Linked DNA regions of Homo sapiens: region 2 is linked to region 1. Evidence: chromatin contacts called from ENCODE Hi-C or POLR2A ChIA-PET data. All regions are on one chromosome and are shown on one strand. The core of a region is the stretch at or near the end of the contact, and the rest is flanking DNA. Distances in the headings are between cores, read along the strand shown.

The links. A loop is a pair of places that touch in the nucleus more often than their neighbours do. ChIA-PET counts read pairs that join two places held with the same protein, here RNA polymerase II (POLR2A). Pooled maps may share reads with other maps.
Region 2: a loop to region 1 is called in a map of breast epithelium, with 14 times the contacts of the local background. The contact joins two enhancer-like sites. A Hi-C loop is called at or near these places in 4 of 168 maps with a recorded cell type or tissue (Caco-2, aorta, breast epithelium and 1 more) and 1 of 50 pooled maps. POLR2A ChIA-PET finds 5 or more read pairs at or near these places in 7 of 52 experiments (A549, MCF 10A, PC-9 and 4 more).

Annotation. Positions count from the first base shown.
Region 1 is chr18:57,764,692-57,768,733 of GRCh38, forward strand. The region is part of intron 1 of ATP8B1 (ATPase phospholipid transporting 8B1); the gene reads right to left. Among named protein-coding and RNA genes, the nearest start is that of ATP8B1, 37 kb to the right of the region's middle. Within about 2 kb of position 2,725, at least 3 of the 41 ENCODE cell types and tissues checked have a DNase peak (open chromatin) inside an H3K27ac peak, as active enhancers do.
Region 2 is chr18:57,727,643-57,731,183 of GRCh38, forward strand. All of the region lies in intron 2 of ATP8B1 (ATPase phospholipid transporting 8B1), which reads right to left. Among named protein-coding and RNA genes, the nearest start is that of ATP8B1, 74 kb to the right of the region's middle. Within about 2 kb of position 1,347, at least 5 of the 41 ENCODE cell types and tissues checked have a DNase peak (open chromatin) inside an H3K27ac peak, as active enhancers do.

The DNA.
Region 1 (4,042 bases), core at 1,475-3,974:
TACAGGTGTGAGACACTGTGCCCAGCCTGACACTATTCTTGAATTAACTTTTCACTTTCAGTTGTCAAAAAAAAAAAAAAAAAAAAAAACAGAAAATAAGTGTTGGTGAGGCTGCAGAGGAGTTGAAACACTTTTGCACTGCCAGTGGGAATATAAAACGGTGTAGCCACTGTGGAAAACAGCATAATGGTTCCTCAAAAAATAAACATAGAATTACCATAGGATCTAGCAATCTCACTTCTGGGTATATACCCAAAAGAATTGAAGGCAGGAATCCGAGCAGATATTTATACAGTAGACCCATGTTCACAACAGTGATATTCACAAAAGCAAAGAGGTAGAAACAATCCAAATGCTATCTGATAACTGGATACACAAAATGTGGTATAGAGACAAGGAACTATCATTTGGCCTTAAAAAGGAAATCCTGGCACATGCATAAAGACATGCTAAGTAAAATAAACCAGTCACAGAAGGACACATGATGTATGATTTCACTTACATTAGGAATGCAGAGTAGGCAAATTCAGAGACAGAAAGCAGGATGATGGTTGCCAAAGGTTGGGAGGAAGGGGAGTTGTTTAATGAGTGCAGAGCTTCAGTTGGAGAAGAACTTCTGGAGGTGGATGGCGGTGATGGCTGCACAACCATGTGAATGCCCTTAAAGACACTGAAGTGTATAATTAAAAATGGTTGGGTCGGGTGCAGTGGCTCATGCCTTTAATCCCAGCACTTTGGGAGGTCAAGGCAGGCGGATCACAAGGTCAGGAGTTCGAGACCAGCCTGGTCAATATGGTGAAACCGCGTCTCTACTAAAAATACAAAAAATTAGCCAGACATAGTGGCGGGCACCTGTAGTCCCAGCTACTTAGGAGGTTAAGGCAGGAAAATTGCTTGAACCCAGGAGGTGGAGGTTGCAGTAAGCCAAGATCGCGCCACTGCACTCTAGCCTGGGTGACAGAGTGAGACTCTGTCTCAAAAGAAAAAAAAAAAAAAAGGTTAAGGTCAAGCGCATTGGCTCACACCTGTAATCCGAGCACTTTGGGAAGCTGACTGGATCATCTGAGGGCAGGAGTTAGAGACCAGTCTGGCCAACATGGTGAAACCCCGTCTTTACTAAAAATACAAAAATTAGCCGGGCATGGTGGCAGGTGCCTGTAATCTCAGCTACTCAGGAGGCTGAGGCAGGAGAATCGCTCGAACCCCGGAGGCAGAGGTTGCAGTGAGCTGAGATCATGCTATTGCACTCCAGCTGGGGCAACAAAGCAAGACTCTGTCTCAAAAAGAAAAAAAAAAATGTTAAGATGGTAGATTGTATGTTGTGTATATTTTATCACAATAATTTTTTTTTCTTTTCTTTTCTTTTTTTGAGACAGAGTTTTGCTCTTGTTGCCCAGGCTGGAGTGCAATGGTGCCATCTTGGCTCACTGCAACCTCTGCCTCCCAGATTCAAGTGATTCTCCTGCCTCAGCCTCCCAAGTAGCTGGGATTACAGGTGCCTGCCACCACGCCTGGCTGATTTTTTGTATTTTTAGTAAAGACACGGTTTCACCATATTGGCCAGGCTGGTCTCGAACTCCTGACCTCAGGTGATCCACAGGCAGGAGCCACCGAGCCCAGATAACAATAAATTTTTTTTAAGTACTCAGTTGTTCTTTATCTCCTTTGGAGAAAGGAGAAGAGATTTAAACTGATTTCAACTAAAAAATTTCCTGATCAGACAAGTTGCCAAAAGAATAACTGGAATTTCTTCTCTGACTGTGTTTCTCAAGTATCTAGCCAGGCAGTGTGCTAAAAGCTAGGGACAGTGGGAAACCAAAAATCACACATCCTACCTTAATGGGGCTAAGAGTTCAGCCCAATGGCTCTGAAACTTTAGCACATATGAAAATCCTCTGGTGGGCTTGTTGAGCACAAATTGCTAGCACCTACACTCAGGATTTCTGACTCAGGGGGACTGGGCTGGGGTCCAAGACTCTTCATTTCCATCAAGCTCCCGGGTGATGCCAGTGCTGCCGGTACAGGGACCACCCTTTAAGAAGCTCTAGGGCAGGAGGAGGGACTTGTAGGTAAAGAAGCAGTTTCAATCAAGTGTGCTGTGATGGGAATCCACCCAGTATACATACTAGGTAATGCATCCACCTGTCCTAGGAGAGGTCAAGAAAGCCTTTCCTAGAGGAGGTGTTGCAGAAATTGAGGTCTAACCTGAGACCTACAGGACATGTAGGAGTCAGACAGGTGCATGAAAGGGACAGAGCATTTCAGGTGGAGAGTGTCCGATTTGCACAGGTCTAGAGGTAAGAACAGCCTGTTCTTGAAATTGCAAATCTTTCCATGTCATGGGCAGTCAGAGAGTGATGGGGAAAGTAATGAATAAGGAAGAGAGAGGTGAGGTCTATCAAAAAGGACGTTGGAATCCTACAGTTTATCCACAGGATAAAAGGAAGCCAACCTCAGGCAGGCTTGCAGCATTCAAGAATTGAAGCTCTAAGAACTAAGGTGAGCTCATCAGCTCCGGGAGAAGGCATAGGTCCAGTAGAGTCGCAGACTAAGCAGGTGGGGAAGGGGGCAGTTGTACATGCCCCTCTAATTCTCGCATCATCTCACACAACCCAAGCTCCATTTCCTCAGAAAGCCTTCTGCTGCTCAGGTAAGAAAAACCCAAGGCCATTGTGCCATCCAGTACAGTGGCCACGAGCCATGTGTGGCTATTAAATTAGCTAAAATTAGAAGCCAGATCAGCAGTTGCACTAGCCTCATTTCAAGTGTTCAACAGCCACCTGTGACTAGGGGCTAGAAACAGGAACGCTTTTGGGCCAGGCTCGGTGGCTCATGCCTGTAATGCCAGCACTTGGGGAGGGCGAGGTGGGTGGATCACCTAAGGTCAGGAGTTCGAGACCAGCCTCGCTAACATGGTGAAACCTTGTTTCTACTAAAATAACAAAAAATTAACCAGGCTTGGTGGTGCGCGCCTGTAATCTCAGCTACTCAGGAGGCTGAGGCAGGAGAATCGCTTGAACCCAGGAGGCAGAGGTTGCAGTGAGCCAAGATCGTGCCATTGCACTCCAGCTTGGGCAACGAGAGCAAAACTCCATCTAAAAAAAAAAAAAGCAGAACACTTTCATCATCCCAGAAAGTTCCCTAAGCCAGCACTGGTCCAGGAAATGAAGTATAAGCAGGATTAGATCTAAGACTTGCCAGGCATTTTGGTTTTACTGCCTGAAGCCAGCAAGCAACTGGTTTGGGTCTTCACTCATGAAAACACACACACATACAAATATATACACAGAGAGCTCTAAATTGATTTTTAAAAAATCTATAGGGTATAAAGCAAGACAATTAACAATTATACATTATATACAGTCTACAAATATCCTAGATATCACTTTTATAATGAGATATAAGGAATTCTGGCTGGGAGCAGTGGCTCACGCCTGTAATCCCAGCATTTTGGGAGGCTGAGGCAGGCAGATCACCTGCAGTCAGGAGTTCGAGACCAGCCTTGCCAACATAGTGAAACCCCATCTCTACTAAGAGATACAAAAATTAGCCAGGTGTGGTGGGGGGCACCTGTAGTCCCAGCTACTGGGGAGGCTGAGGCAGGAAAATTGCTTGAACCCAGGAGGCGGAGGTTGCAGTGAGCAAAGATCATGCCACTGTACTCCAGCCTGGGCAACAGAGTGAGACCCTGTCTCAAAAAAAAAAAAAAAAAAAAAAAAGAAAAGAAAAGAAAAGAAAAAAAAGAATTTTCTTAAGCTACTAAGAAGAATCCTAGAATCATACCTATTCTCCAAAGCCATCTGTAAATCCTAAAAATAACCAGTCAAGGGAATTGAGGGAGGAAAACATAGTCCAGATTAGAATTCTAAAAGGCCATTTTTACTGTTTACATGCCAAAAAAAAAAAAAAAAAGCTAAGCTTTTAAAGCTTTCTCTATTGTGTATTTTACCAAAGTCAGTATGAAGGATTCAAAATATTACATAGCTAATCCTTACTCCAAGTTCTAAAAATAAAATGCAAGAGACGGTTGCATGCCAAGTTG
Region 2 (3,541 bases), core at 97-2,596, 38 kb before region 1:
GCCAGGCGTGGTAGCATACGCCTGTAATCCCAGCTACTTGGGAGGCTGAGGCAGGAGAATCGCTTGAACCCAGGAGCGGGGTTGCAGTGAGCCGATATCGCGCCTCTGCTCTCCAGTCTGGGCGACAGAGAGAGACTCCATCTCAAAACAAAAACAAACAAACAAACAACAAGAAAACTCCAAAAATACAAAAACTAGTGTTTCCCAGAACACATGCTGAGAAGTGTGTTCATCAGGAAACGACAGAGCTCATCCCATAGCACTGAAAACATTCCCGCTCATTTCTGAGAATCTTTGCTGAATCTTTACACAAAGGGTAAAGTTACTCCACTCGAACCTGTGGGCTTATCTTTCTCCATGGCACATTCTAACAGCATGTTTGTGCCTGTCCTTCCTTCTCACAAAACACAATAAAGGTCCTTCTAGTGAAAAGTACTCTGAATGGGTCTCTCAAAGCACTTGTTTAACAGGAAAGCTTAGTTGGGCTAGAGGATTTCCTTTCTTTAAAAAAAAAAGAAAGCAACTTTCTGTGCTACAACCCTCATTAAAGAAACTAGCGCAGTTCAGGCTGCTTAGGCAGTGTTTTGCTAGAATGGGTGCTGGTCCCTGGTGTTAGTCTGGTGGTACCTCGCAGGGTGACTCATGTTCTGATGTCTTAAAGAACTGATTCTCTGAAGGAAATTATTCAGGATGTGAAATGTCAAGAAAGACAGATGATGATTAAAAAAAGAAAGAGAAGTCAGGGTGACACTGACCTTAACTGGGAAATTGCACAAATGAGAATATAGTGGGAAAGGAAAGAGGGATGAAGAGGGCAAAGAGAGGAAGGGAGGAAAGAAGGAGAGCAGACTGGCTGTGAGGGAGGCAGGGCACATGGGAAATGGGAGGAAAGAGGTCTGGCATTTACTGAACATCATCTGTGTGCTTGGGAAGGGCGCAGAGAGGTATTAGAATAAGAATTTTTGTAAAAAGTCACAGGCAAAGTCATTTGATATGGGTTTTGAGAAGCGAGAACCACCCAAATCCCCTAGGAATATAAATCACCCTTGGAAAACATGACTAAGATTCAAGACTGAGCATTTTTTTTTTTTTTTTGAGATGGAGTCTCACTTTGTCACCCAGGATGGCGTGTAGTGGTGGGATCTTGGTTCACTGCAACCTCCATTTCCCAGGTTCAAGCGATTCTCCTGCCTCAGCCTCCCGAGTAGCTGGGATTATAGGTGTGCACCACCATGCCGGGCTAATTTTTGTATTTTTAATAGAGATGGGGTTTCACTATGTTGGCCAGGCTGGTCTCGAACTCCTGACCTCAGGCGATTCAACTTCCTTGGCCTCCCAAAGTGCTGGGATTACAGGCATGAGTCGCCGCACCCGGCCAAGACTGAGCTCTTTTAATGCCCATATACCGAGGGTAGAAATCTACAAAACATATGACCTGCAAACTGAATGATCAGGAAAGGATCCTAACCACCAGAATGGGCAGGCAGAGTTGTAAAAAAACAGGGGATGAGAGTTTCCACCCACTACATGCGTCTCTGACATTTCTGCAGGCACCCAATCCCGGTCCCTTTGCTGTGTCTCGGACTACACGTCTGATGGCGTGCCACCAAGCACCAAGAGCAAAGTTGACCCTGGACCCCATGGAGCCAATTCTCCTGCCACCCCATCAGATATCTACATTTGGTAGAGATTCCAAAATTGTGATAGGAGACTAAGCAGTGCAATTAGCGGGGAAAGGAATGAGGAAGAAGCATGTTTTATTCACTGTTTGGGCAATCAACTAGAACTTCCTTGTAACTTGTCTGGCTGCTTCAGCTTTAGCTAGTTCACCAATATCCAGTCTGGACCTGTTATGACAGAGGCCACCTTCCTGTTCAGATTGGTGGGAATTCCATTTTCTTTCTTTCTTTTTTTTTTTTTTTTTTGAGTTGGAGTTTCACTCTTGTTGCCCAGGCTGGAGTGCAATGGCACCATCTCAGCTCACTGCCACCTCTGCCTGCCGGGTTCTAGTGATTCTCCTGCCTCAGCCTCCCAAATAGCTGGGACTACAGGCACTTGCCACCACGCCTGGCTAATTTTTGTATTTTTAGTAGAGACGGGGTTTCACCATGTTGGTCTGGCTGGTCTTGAACTCCTGACCTCAGGTGATCCACTCACCTCAGTCTCCCAAAGTGCTGGGATTGCAGGCGTGAGCCACTGTGCCCGGCAGGGAATTTCACTTTAATTTTGGTCAAGTATCATGAGTTTAGTACCTTCTGATTCAAGGCAGAAGGCACTTAAGCTCAATCCTCAACAGCTTGAAATCAAAACCAGAAACCCACTCTAAGAGGTAATCCATCTAAATGTTTGCTATGGAAAGGTAGCGGACACACAACATACAGGAGTCAATGGCCTCCCCACATTTGGGTGAGATGGGGCTCGCGGGGTGCATGCACTCCCCACACTGAGAATCTCCCCACAGGCAGATTCTGTGACCAGAACAGGAAGAATCATTGCAGAAATGGGATTTCATGCATATCACATCTTCTACAGGTTAAAATTATTAGAAAAAAATAGCTCATCCAGATAGCAGAACCCAAGAAAGAGAAACTAGAGGGGGGGTTTGGCATGGGGGAAAAAGAGGCTTCTAGAAAGCCTTCAAGGGCAGAATGGCAGTAACAGAGACCTCGGGAAAACCAGCTAAAATCCGAGGCTTCTCTGACTAAGGCTGCAGGGAGGCGTGTCTGGAGCGCTGAAACCAGAACACTATGATAATGATTTCTGTGAATGTGATGCTAAGGTTGTTCGGCTAGAATTTTAGGGAACACCATGGAGGAAATATTTTCAGCCTGATATCAAATCTGGGGTCCAGAGAGAAAAGTCTCAGCTTGCTCATGGAGAAGAGCTACAAGAGAAGCCCACATCTGTTTGCCAGGGTGGGAGAACCAGCAGGAGATGAAATAGAAAAGCCACAAAAGAAAAGGCATCATGGTAAAAGCAAGCCATGTTCTACTGCCTTCAGTGATGTACTGTCTGCGGTCACTTACACTCAACATTGGCAGAGACCACGTGGTCCACAAAGCCTAAAATGTTTACTTGCTGGCCCTTTACAGAAAAAGTTTGCTGGCCTTGGTCTAGACCCTGCCTCTGATGCTGGCCTGACCCTGGGCAGACCATATACATATATATATATATATATATATATATATATATACACACACACACACACACACATACACAAGGATGGTTATTTATATAACTCATACCGCCAATTTAACAATACTAATAGTTAACATCTAAGACTGATTGATATGTATCCTTTAAAAATTTCTGGGTGCAGTAACATGCAGATTCTTGCCCGCATAACTCCATTTTAAGAATATATACACTGGCTACGCATCGTAGCTCATGCCTGTAATTCCAGGAGTTTGAGAGGTTGAGGTGGGCAGATCCCTTGAGCTCAGGAGTTTGAGACGAGCCTGGGCAACATAGTGAAATACCATCTACACACACAAACACACACACAAATACAAAAATTAGTTGGACATACTGGTGCATGCCT